Regions from separate parts of the Homo sapiens genome. Here regions 1, 2 and 4 are each linked to region 3. Evidence: chromatin loops called from intact Hi-C (ENCODE). Cell type or tissue: PC-3. All regions are shown on one strand. Region 1 overlaps LOC107986772 (a long non-coding RNA gene). Region 2 overlaps LOC124901596 (a long non-coding RNA gene). Region 3 overlaps LOC101927609 (a long non-coding RNA gene). Region 4 overlaps LOC124901595 (a long non-coding RNA gene).

Region 1 (2,500 bases), 90 kb after region 3:
ACATGATATTCAAACCATATAGAAACACAGTATTAGGAAAACAGAGAAGGACAAAATAAAGGAGCTCATGAGCGGGCACTAGGAAAGGGACTGTTTCTATGCAATTCTTTTAGAAGAGAATAGGAGGCTATAGTCTTTAAAGCAGTGTTTGTTAACCTTTTTAAGTTTTACTACTGCTTCCTTACAGCATCTTTTTAGGCTATTTCTCCCTTATCCAAAGCTCCTATGAAATTTTATTACCCTAGATACATCACATATTTGTATATGTACAGATATGTAGTACATAAATTTTCTGGAGGGCCACAGCCAATTTAATAGCTAAGATTTTGCCTGCTGAGAACCGATGCTCCCCCCACCCCTAAAGACTGACCCATTGTTAGGGGCGATATTGCACCCTGGAGAATGCTTTAAATGGTGGACTACTTCATATCAGATCTACAGTCTTCAAAGTTTTTCTGAAATATCTTTGTCAATGGGGTGGGTGGTGGGAAGGTGATGGAGAAGTGGGTTCAAGGAGTACAGCTAAGGAAACAAAAGCTCGCTCTTATACTTGCTTTTTCTTATCAGTTGAACCTAATTTGACAGCGAAGCATAGAAACATATAAAGGAAAAAAAACAGTTTTAGCCCAGGTATCTCAATTTTAGGGAAATATGGGTAAAAATACTGGGGAAAAATAGGTACTAAAGATAAAGTGAAAATTTCAGAAGAAATATCCTTATAATTGATAGAATTATTGCCTCATATAAAGATCAAACTAAATATTACTTTCACTTTCTAAAGTTTAATCATCTACCAAAATCCTTTTGTAGCCAAGATCAGTGTGAGTTATAAAAGTATGCTCAATCTGTTTTGATGAGATAATCTGATTGTTCTAATATCTCAGTTTCCAGGGCTCAAACCAATCTTGAATTGGAATTTCAAGACATAAAAACCACTGCAGGAACCTGCTGGAGAAACGGCCTCTGGTATCTCTATCTGAAATATGATTATCTTAAGTTCGCAAAGCATTGTGTCTGCAGTGTGAGTTTGAAAACAACAATGTTAAGGCAACTTCGCAGCTTCTTAATCAAGCCCTTCTCCATCTCTCCGTGTGGTTTTTGGGGTGGTGGAGGTGGAGCCAAAAAAGAGAGGGCAGTTTCCCAGGGCTGAAGATGCTACCATGACTCATAGGATCTATGCAAACCCTGTGAGTGAATTCTGAGGAAGAAGAATGAGTAATATTTTGATTTTATTACTGATGGTAATAAGATAGTATCATCAGTGTGGTATATTCTGATTACTGAATTCTATTCCCTATTTTCTTCCTGTGGCCAAATAAAATTTGTGTGTGTAAGCTATGATATTTAGTGTTGTTATCTGATGAGACAGGTTTAGTGGAAAAGTTCATTTTAAATAAACATTAAAATTGTTTCAGCCTCAGATTTTTAATCCAAATCATTCCTTTGACACCAGAAGAATTTTCCTCAGAGTCAACTCCAAAGATAAAGCTGCCTGTTTTCCTATTTGCCCAGAAGTAAAGAGGTTGCAAAATGATAAGAATACGCAAGTAGAACATAAGGATGTTGGAAGGAGAAACTCAGGAGGATGGTAATGAACAGGGAGATTTTTCTACAGACCTGGTTTTCCTATCACCCATCAGCTACACTTCTGGCCTGTGACTTCTTTGGGACTCTTGTGTAACCCTTTTGCACATCTGAACAATATTCACTTTTTAAAGTGAAGAGTTGACAACAATTGTGAATTGTAGCTTTGAACTAAGCTCCATTATTCCAAGGTCATTGCTTAGCTAATTTTAAACCAATTTAAAATTTCTCAGGAAAAGCACATATTTAATGCTACATTTTTCCATAATCACGTTTCAATCAGTTCATTCACCCAAGAACCCATTCAATTATCCACCCAAGTCCTATTCATCCTTCAGTTTTTCCAAAGAACCTATTCCTATTTCCTACGAGATAAAATCCAAGCCACTCCTTGGCTTGACAGAGGATATGCTTCCCAACCTGAACTCAATCTAACTTTAATAGAAAATCTCTGTTGGAGCCTAAGCTTTGCCCAATGCCATCATGTTTGGGTGTGATTTGTACCCTGGTAGAAGAGCCTGTTGGGAATCATTTTACTTGTTTCATGTAGGAGCCACAGAAAGACATCCTTCTAAGAGAAGGGTGTGTCAGACAGGGAAATTGGCTCAATAACAGTATCTCAATTGTGAGTGCATCCTGCTATCTGTTAGTCAGCCTTGTTTACTGCCTGGATTCATTTCTGAAAATTAAGAGAGGGGCTAAAGTACAAATGGAAGGAACTATGTTCACTAATAACTCTGAAGCACTGGGGCACAAGGAAGCACTGTATTGGTTCCATTAGGCCAAAGAACAAAGCTCCTCTTTGAATCTCCTCAATTTAACTTATGTAAAGTATTGAATAAGTGTTGCAATAAATAAATGAGTGATGAAATCAATCAGTGAAACATTTCCAGGAAATACGCTCGTAAGATCTGTC
Region 2 (2,500 bases), 140 kb after region 3:
AGTGCAGTGTTTTCTTAAAACACATTACAATCCTGTCCTTGATGCCCAGAGCTGGTGAGGAAAGCTGGATGGAGATCTACTGCTGCCAAGAGCACCGCACATTGATGGCTCTTGGAAATAGCAGGCACATGCCCACAGCCACCACTTCCTCCCAACCCACAAATGAATGCTTTATATATTAGGGAATTTCAGAATTCTTATTTCTGGCTTCACTTGAAATGATATGAAGACTCAGCAACACTAAGCTTGCGTTCATCTTTGATGACAATGAACTAGAGCTGATTAGTGGCTGCCTCAGTGGCTACTGTCATCACCCTTCACCCTGTCTAGCACTGTAAGAATTTTAATTTGCAAAACAAAGCCTTGGCATATCACAAGTAATATATGTCACAATAGATTTCCTCTTAGGTTCTAACTCTATGGAATCTACCTCTGAGTGAATATTAAGTCAGTCTTTCATCAAGAAGTATTTGTTGAATGAATATGTTATTGCCCTTGATTTACCTATGAAAACATTTTGTGGTGCTTCTGCTTGATCCAAAACATGAAGCAAGTACACTGTAAACCTTAAAAAATAAAGTTCTTGCCTGAGCCTTCCTAGCAATTACAGTATGAACCTCATTAGTTATTTCATTATCATAAATTCTCATTTTTTGTCCTCTTTCCTGTATATTGATCATGTCTACCCAATGAAACTGTAGCTCATCAAAGATCAGGATGTTTGTCTTACATCTTCATGATCCTCCACGGTGGTTTGCACATGGCAATCATGGGATAAATGCATATGCATTTATTTAAAAGCTTATGTGAAGCAGAAACATCCCAATATCGTCCAACTGTAATGACGGTGCATTGTCTGAGACCATCCTCCTCTGCCTTCTCTTCCTTTATAGGAATAATCCAGGGCTGAATCACACAAAGCAATGCCAACCAGTTTTTCTAGATGTGTCTTCTATTGGCTTTTTTCCCTCAAATCACAAGCAAGGCTCCTTTGAAGCAGGCCCTGCCAGAGGCATGATAATGATCAGGCTGAGATTATAATGAGCATGCAGCGTTGGAACACAGCACTGGTTACTGGCACTTACATGTTCACACCAGGCTCTGCCAAACCACATGTGCTCCAATACAAGGAGCTTCCTCTCAAACACTGGGCAGGCTCACAGGCTGCTCACGCAAGGAGATGAATCAAGAGCCCTGAAGGCAAGTAATAAACTCCCCTCTTCTTGGCATAGGCCATAGTCTAAAATGGATACAAATTGATTCCACAAACATAGATAATGATCTAAAGTGAATGCACCTAGACTCTCCCCATTGAAAAAGGAGCCATTAATAGATTGAAGTTGACTAGGTAGAAATGGAAATTTTACTCTTGGTTCAATGGGTTTAGGCAGTATGTGGCCATGGTCCCATAAATATAACATGATGACGTGGGCAAGTGGGTTTAAGAAATCTAGCCTTTTTCCTGATACTTTATTTTTGTCTTATCTTGTGCTGGTACAGTACATGGTATATTGCAAGTGCCCAACGACTGCTGTTGGATGGAACTGTCACTTTATTGTTAATAGTTACAATACTTAAATAGAATCTAAATCCTCATACTAAAAAAAAGAATTGTCAGCTTTAGAGAAGGCAAGCGGTTGCTGGTGAAAAATACTATAACTACATTCATACATAATCTAAAACAAGATGATTTTAAAATCAAAATGGTATTGTTTCATCATAAGTAAAAACAGGGAAAAAGATTATATTGATGCTCCCTTTTACTGCCTAGGTCTGTTGGGAGTTTTACTGAGTTTCTCGTGGGATATTAGCAATGCTGTTTGAATATGGTTTAATCACATTAGAGTAACACATGCAGTGATAATTAGTTCAGTAGGTAAGTGATTAATACAATAAGAGAAGAAATATTTATGTGGGCCTGGTTCTCATAATTTCTTTTCCCCTGTATAACCCACCACTGGCAATTCTAGAGTGACTTACATGGAAAAGAAACAAAGTGACAAGACCTCACATGCATTTGTGTCCAGTGAGTTATAAGGCTTGCCATCAGTGTTAATAGTAGGAATACCACAATTTTTTAAAGAACTGGTTTTTGATTTCAGTCTAAATTCTACCTCCTACCATCTCATCTAAATACTGCCCCTGTACCCACCTCATTTATGCTCTGAATTTGCCATATTTTAATATCTCTAATGCACTTACATTTTGAAATAACCATCTGTATAAACATTTTCTGTCATATTTACCACAGAGTAGGTGTTCAATAAATATTTTCCAAAAAATTAACAAATGAGAATTTAATATTTTCAAATAAAGTGACCACGTCAAAAATTAAACACATGTTCTTTATTTCCAAGTACACATTTCTGAGGTATCTTTGAGCGTTAGCCCATCTCTCATTCCATCTGAGCATTACTGTCCCATTTCTCAGCTTGGGGAGAAGGGGTAGGGACGTGGGAGGTTCAGGGATAGGGAAGAGTGGGTCTCAAGAAAGAGATAC
Region 3 (2,500 bases):
TTCAATAAACACATATTGAACATATTCTGTAGGTCAGGCACCATGATGGGTGCTGCAGATACAATAATAAATAAGTCATGGTCCTCAAGAAGCCATTGAACTATTAAAGAGTTTTGATTAGGTCCCTGGTGGCAGATGAAAAGCATTATTTTATTTATTTATTTATTTATTTATTTATTTAATTATTTATTTGAAGACTGAGTCTTACTCTGTTGCCTTGGCTGGAGTGCAGTGGCATGATCTCTGCTCACTGCAACCTCCACATCCTGGTTCAAGCGATTCTCCTGTCTCAGCCTCCTGAGTAGCTGGGATTACAGGAGTGCAACACTACACCCAGCTAATTTTTGCATTTTTAGTACAGATGGGGTTTCGCCGTGTTGGCCATGCTGGTCTCAAGCTTCTGACCTCAGGTGATCCACCCACCTCAGCCTCCCAAAGTGCTGGGATTACATGTTTGAGCTACCGCACCTGGCCAAAAAGCATTTTTAGGGGAGGTTTTTTCTTTCTCCTTGTACACGCAATGAAGTAAAGGACAATCTGAGCCTAGATAAATGAAATGGTAAACCTTGATATAAGGTAGAAGCAACAATTGTGGAGATAAAGGGATTATATAAGAGATGTATTTGTAAAAAAAAAAATGGGGGAATTGAGTAACTGATGAACATAAGTCTCAGACAGAGTGAGAGAGAGAAAATGTATGAGACCATATTTGTTCTCTTTTTAGGTGTCTGAAAATTTGTTGTGACTAACATTTTAAATGTGACAATGTCATGAAACATTTTTCTGGGGACATCAGATTTCTTTGTAGAAAGGGGACTTCCCCATTGCCAATACCTTGACTCACTTATCTGTTCCTCCTCAGATGGGGAGTGAGTGTCATCTTAAAGCAAGCAGAGGTTTGTTTTGTTTGGATATCAATCTTAAGGTCTACTTGGAGCATCCAGAATGTTTCTTAAACGATTGACCAAATTGACCAAAGATGTTACAGTTTCTGAGGTGTCCACTCAGAGTCAGCAAACACTGCACAAATAAAAAACAATCGGTAAATTATTTCCAAGGATTGGAAACAGAAATCCTCAGATGATTCACCGATGACTCAGTTTTCTGTGTATCGCTTCTACTCTACTTGTTGCCAAGGGAACTTGGGGCCTACTTCCTACCACACGACGGCTATAAAAAGTACCAGCAAAAGCCGCAGTAGAGTAACTTCTCTACTCTTTTATTAAAAATGGCTAACGGACTAAATGTCAGTTACATAAGAAAGATTTAGGTTTGTCTGTGAAGGTCATATCTACCGGTACCATGAAATACTGAGAAACCACGTTGTTACTCTTTTTATCTTTCATTTGCTTTTAACTACACTGCTTTCTTTATGCGGGGCATTTTATATAATGTACCTAACATGCCAACAGAAATTGTATGTTCTTCATAAACTCCAGACCAATGTGCTTTTGCAGTGATAGAAGTGACCTGTGAAATCTGTGTCAACCTCAGAGCCAGGGTAAGATACCGTCATCACACTGCCAGCCTGCCTGCTTCTCTGGGTCCTTGTGGCAGGGGAAGGAGATGAGACAGGGAGTAGGAGAGAGACTGACTGCTACAAAGGGACCTGTGCAGCTTCACTCTTATAGCCACTGTCTGTGTGGATCTCTTTTGACAATCATCTTTTATCAAGCAACATAAAAATATCAGTACTATTAAGTATCCATAAGAAGGCACCAATCATGAGTGGATATTTCCATATATAAAACCTAGGTTTCTTTCCTTTCAATATGTGCATTGAGTTCAATTCTCATCTGGAAACAGGGAATGAAAGCCGCTTGTATGGATAGTTGTCAGGAAGACATATACAGGATATAAGTTAAAAGCACAGACAAGCATGTTCTGTGTTTACAGGGGGCAGGAACTCTCTCAGCAAGAAGTCCTGGTACGACAAGACAGTTAAAGGCATTCCAGGAATATACTGTTTTCATTTGGCTGTGAGTCTTCCTAGAAAATGTAAAAGAAAGTTTTCCCTGTTAAGATAACACATTTTCTCTTTATGGTTTCATGAGGGCAGAAGGAAGCTCTCAGCTGTTCTTACATAAAGCCTTGTCTGAGAGGTATGGGATGCCTGATATTTTTTATGCTTAGATTTATATAACATTATAGCTCTTCTTCTCTTTGAAGAGGCAATATGGTTGAATAAGATCATAAATTTAAATTTACTATTAAAAAGTATTAAGTATTATGTGTAATACACACTGATTTTTCTAAAATGCAAGTCTGATCTTGTCATCTCTTTCTACCTTAAAATTTATTATAGGTCTCCTATTTTTTAGAACATTAAAATCCAAGCTTCTTATGGGATGCAAAGCACTTGGTGGCCTCATCTCATTGTTCTTCTTTGTACTTGAGCATCATAGAGTTAGTTACTTGTAGCTTTGAATTCGTATTATTTTTCCACACCTCTGTGACTTGGTGCATAGGCTTTAATAAGCCTGAAATGTCTTCCCTCTCT
Region 4 (2,500 bases), 190 kb after region 3:
ATATTTAGAATTTATACAATTATTTTATTATTTTTTCCAGATTTGCTAAATATGCATTCCTTTTAGGAAGTACTCTCCATGCACGTGAATTTTCATTGTAAATAAACTTTGTAGGGCAACATATTTTCTTGATGTAAATTGACTGTGGGAAAAGTAAATAATGTGTGCCTACCACCTCAATCAGAAAAAACAAAATCATAACCAATGATTTTTATATAGACAAACTTCAAGCCATCAAAAGAAACCATTATGTGTCTGCTGCTAAATTCAAGGTTTACAAGGAAGCAAAATTTTGCCTCTTCTCACTTTTAATGTCTTAGGAAAACAGCTCTCTACAAGTTTGGGTGGAGATAGCTGTCTTCCACTCATTTTTTCCAAAGGATATGCAAAACCTGAATATTATGAAAAATAACAGATTAACACATGATACTCTAACTTTAAAGATGCTATCATATATTTGAATTTACAGAGAGTCATCAGAAAGGAATTTCCTCTTTCTCCCAATATACACCTACTTCTTTTTCTATTAATCTGTACTTTTGACAACTACCTGTCTGTATGCAATACATAAACACACACACGGTCATCCACAACAGTTGTAAACACACATGCATATATAGTCATGCAATTGAAGTTTTTTTCTCAGCGATCCATACACAAAGTAAAGTAGTAAATACACTGTAAACATAATCATTCTTCTCTTTTTCATGATTGTAACTGGCTCTAACTTTCCAAATTCCATATTTAAAAATTGTTAAATATAAGTAGAATAAACCCAGAATATGATCCTCATTTCAAAGTGGAGGGCTTAATAGGATGACCCAATGTATTTATTACAGTCACTATTGCTTGAGAAATGTACTTTTAAAATAAAATCCATGGCAAGAAAAATGGTAGATCTTTGTGTTATAGTTAATTATAGAAATTATTTTTCCAGCACAACTGTTCACATTCACCAATTTAATCTGCTTTGAGATGCCCTTGAGAAATTCAGATTGATTCAGTCTCATAAAATTTTAGGGTAATATATCATTGGTTGTTCTGTTTTGATTTTGCTCAGTTGGCATGCAGTAAAGCATTGATTTCAACTTACTTGTGAATAAAATTAAAAAGTCGGTTAGGCATCACTTTGTTTTGATTTGAACTATGCTGCTACCTGGTTTTAATTGTTCAACTACCTTTCTGTTCAGTAGTGATGTGTGTATTTGTGGCTCCTGTCCATTCAGTAGATCCCTCTGAAGGACCCTCTTTTATTGACAGCACATTTTGCTCTATGAAACATACTCTATTTCTGTGCCAAAAGATCTATTTGAAACAGAGCCAGTGTCTCATTCCAGGAAGAGGAAAGGATATCAAGAGTTTCCATGGCAATCAGTTGACGGAACTAAATTAAGCAGGAAACCTCTTCAGAATGCAAAGTAGTCTTGCAAAACAAAGTGGTTTGAAATATTCAGGAAGTGTGTCACAGCACAACGAAAGAAATGGAGATATGAATACCTCCATAATGTAAACTCCCTAACTGTAAAATAAACAATTAAATGCTAGCTTTTGTCCTACAAAAATAAACCCTCAAACAACTGTCATTTCTAATCAAATCTTTTGTTCCAGTTAGTTTTGGTTTTTTTTAGTTCTTATCTCTTATGATCAACATCATGTAAGAATATAACTACAATTGTTTATGTAGGTAGGAAAAATAACTTTTTTATGTTACTGCTGTTAAATTTATTTTGTATGAAATTGTGCAAATTTCATAGCTAGTTCTTTAACAGTGAAATCAGAAGGAATGACCAAAATTTATTTTAGTGAAAAAAAAAATGAAGAAACAGATTCCTTAGTTTAGAGAAAGGAATTGCTTTTAAAAATGGGATTCTTCATGGTAATTTGGATTATTGATAGTTTTAAAAATATCATTCTACTTCCTGGAGTGGAATTAGAAGGAATGAGTCTTGAAATTCCAGGAAATAGAAGAATTAGAATGAACCAGAGGTTTCTTATCTTCTGGTCAATTGCCAAATCGTTATAATAGTTTGCTTGGAAATACGGCTTCAACCTGTATCAGTAACTATTACCAGAAGTCCTTCAGACCACCTAAATGCTTTCCAAATGCTTTCCTCTTCTCTTTAAGGAAAGAGTTCTTGGAGCAAACGTTTCTAAAGCACACGGATTCACAATAAAAAATATTTAAACAATTCCTAAAACCTATTAACCACTCGTTATCCCAGCTTTTTAAGTTAAATCACTGTATTTGTTTGAAGTAAAATTATAGGGTCTCCTTTGAAGATGAACACATAAGAATATACATCTTAGAAGAGGAAGGTCTTATGAATTTTAATCTCAAATATTCTGGCCTCAATTTCAACGTGAACTTTAAAGTGTGATCTAAATGCTTACTGTGTGTAATATAAACATTAAGAGGCACATTTTGATGTCACCTGCGTGATAAAACTTTCCTGGCTTCATTGTGCTAAACTTTTCTCAAATTTTCTGGACCAGAAACATA

Evidence for each region. Hi-C counts contacts between places; a loop is a spot of excess contacts. Peaks named below come from ENCODE experiments on the same cell type or tissue, not always from the same donor. Only the 100,000 strongest peaks of a DNase experiment are listed, where the experiment ranks them.
Region 1: it touches region 3 in a loop (5-fold over the local background); 17 of 110 quality-filtered maps call a loop at or near these places.
Region 2: it touches region 3 in a loop (5-fold over the local background); 3 of 110 quality-filtered maps call a loop at or near these places.
Region 4: a loop joins it to region 3, with 9 times the contacts of the local background. A loop is called at or near these places in 4 of 110 quality-filtered maps.

The regions. Positions count from the first base shown.
Region 1 is chr7:17,143,173-17,145,672 of GRCh38, reverse strand. All of the region lies in intron 1 of LOC107986772 (a long non-coding RNA gene), which reads right to left. LOC101927609 (a long non-coding RNA gene) reads left to right here. Exons shown (of 12, transcript XR_007060234.1): 9 at 885-966. Among named protein-coding and RNA genes, the nearest start is that of AHR, 150 kb to the left of the region's middle. In PC-3, no CTCF peak of the experiment used is centred here; DNase peaks (open chromatin) are centred at 1,162 and 2,192; H3K4me3 peaks cover 443 bases; H3K27ac peaks cover 2,341 bases.
Region 2 is chr7:17,093,756-17,096,255 of GRCh38, reverse strand. The region is part of intron 1 of LOC124901596 (a long non-coding RNA gene); the gene reads left to right. Among named protein-coding and RNA genes, the nearest start is that of AHR, 200 kb to the left of the region's middle. RefSeq lists a cis regulatory region at 1,172 and an enhancer at 1,100-1,244. In PC-3, no CTCF peak of the experiment used is centred here; a DNase peak (open chromatin) is centred at 1,035; H3K4me3 peaks cover 366 bases; H3K27ac peaks cover 2,500 bases.
Region 3 is chr7:17,233,255-17,235,754 of GRCh38, reverse strand. The region is part of intron 6 of LOC101927609 (a long non-coding RNA gene); the gene reads left to right. Among named protein-coding and RNA genes, the nearest start is that of AHR, 64 kb to the left of the region's middle. RefSeq lists enhancers at 884-1,143, 1,294-1,343, 449-1,648. In PC-3, a CTCF peak has its summit at 1,005; a DNase peak (open chromatin) is centred at 1,064; H3K4me3 peaks cover 1,204 bases; H3K27ac peaks cover 1,920 bases.
Region 4 is chr7:17,040,413-17,042,912 of GRCh38, reverse strand. It overlaps LOC124901595 (a long non-coding RNA gene), which reads left to right. Exons shown (of 4, transcript XR_007060239.1): 1 at 1-2,500. Among named protein-coding and RNA genes, the nearest start is that of AGR3, 160 kb to the right of the region's middle. In PC-3, no CTCF peak of the experiment used is centred here; a DNase peak (open chromatin) is centred at 1,392; H3K4me3 peaks cover 790 bases; H3K27ac peaks cover 2,420 bases.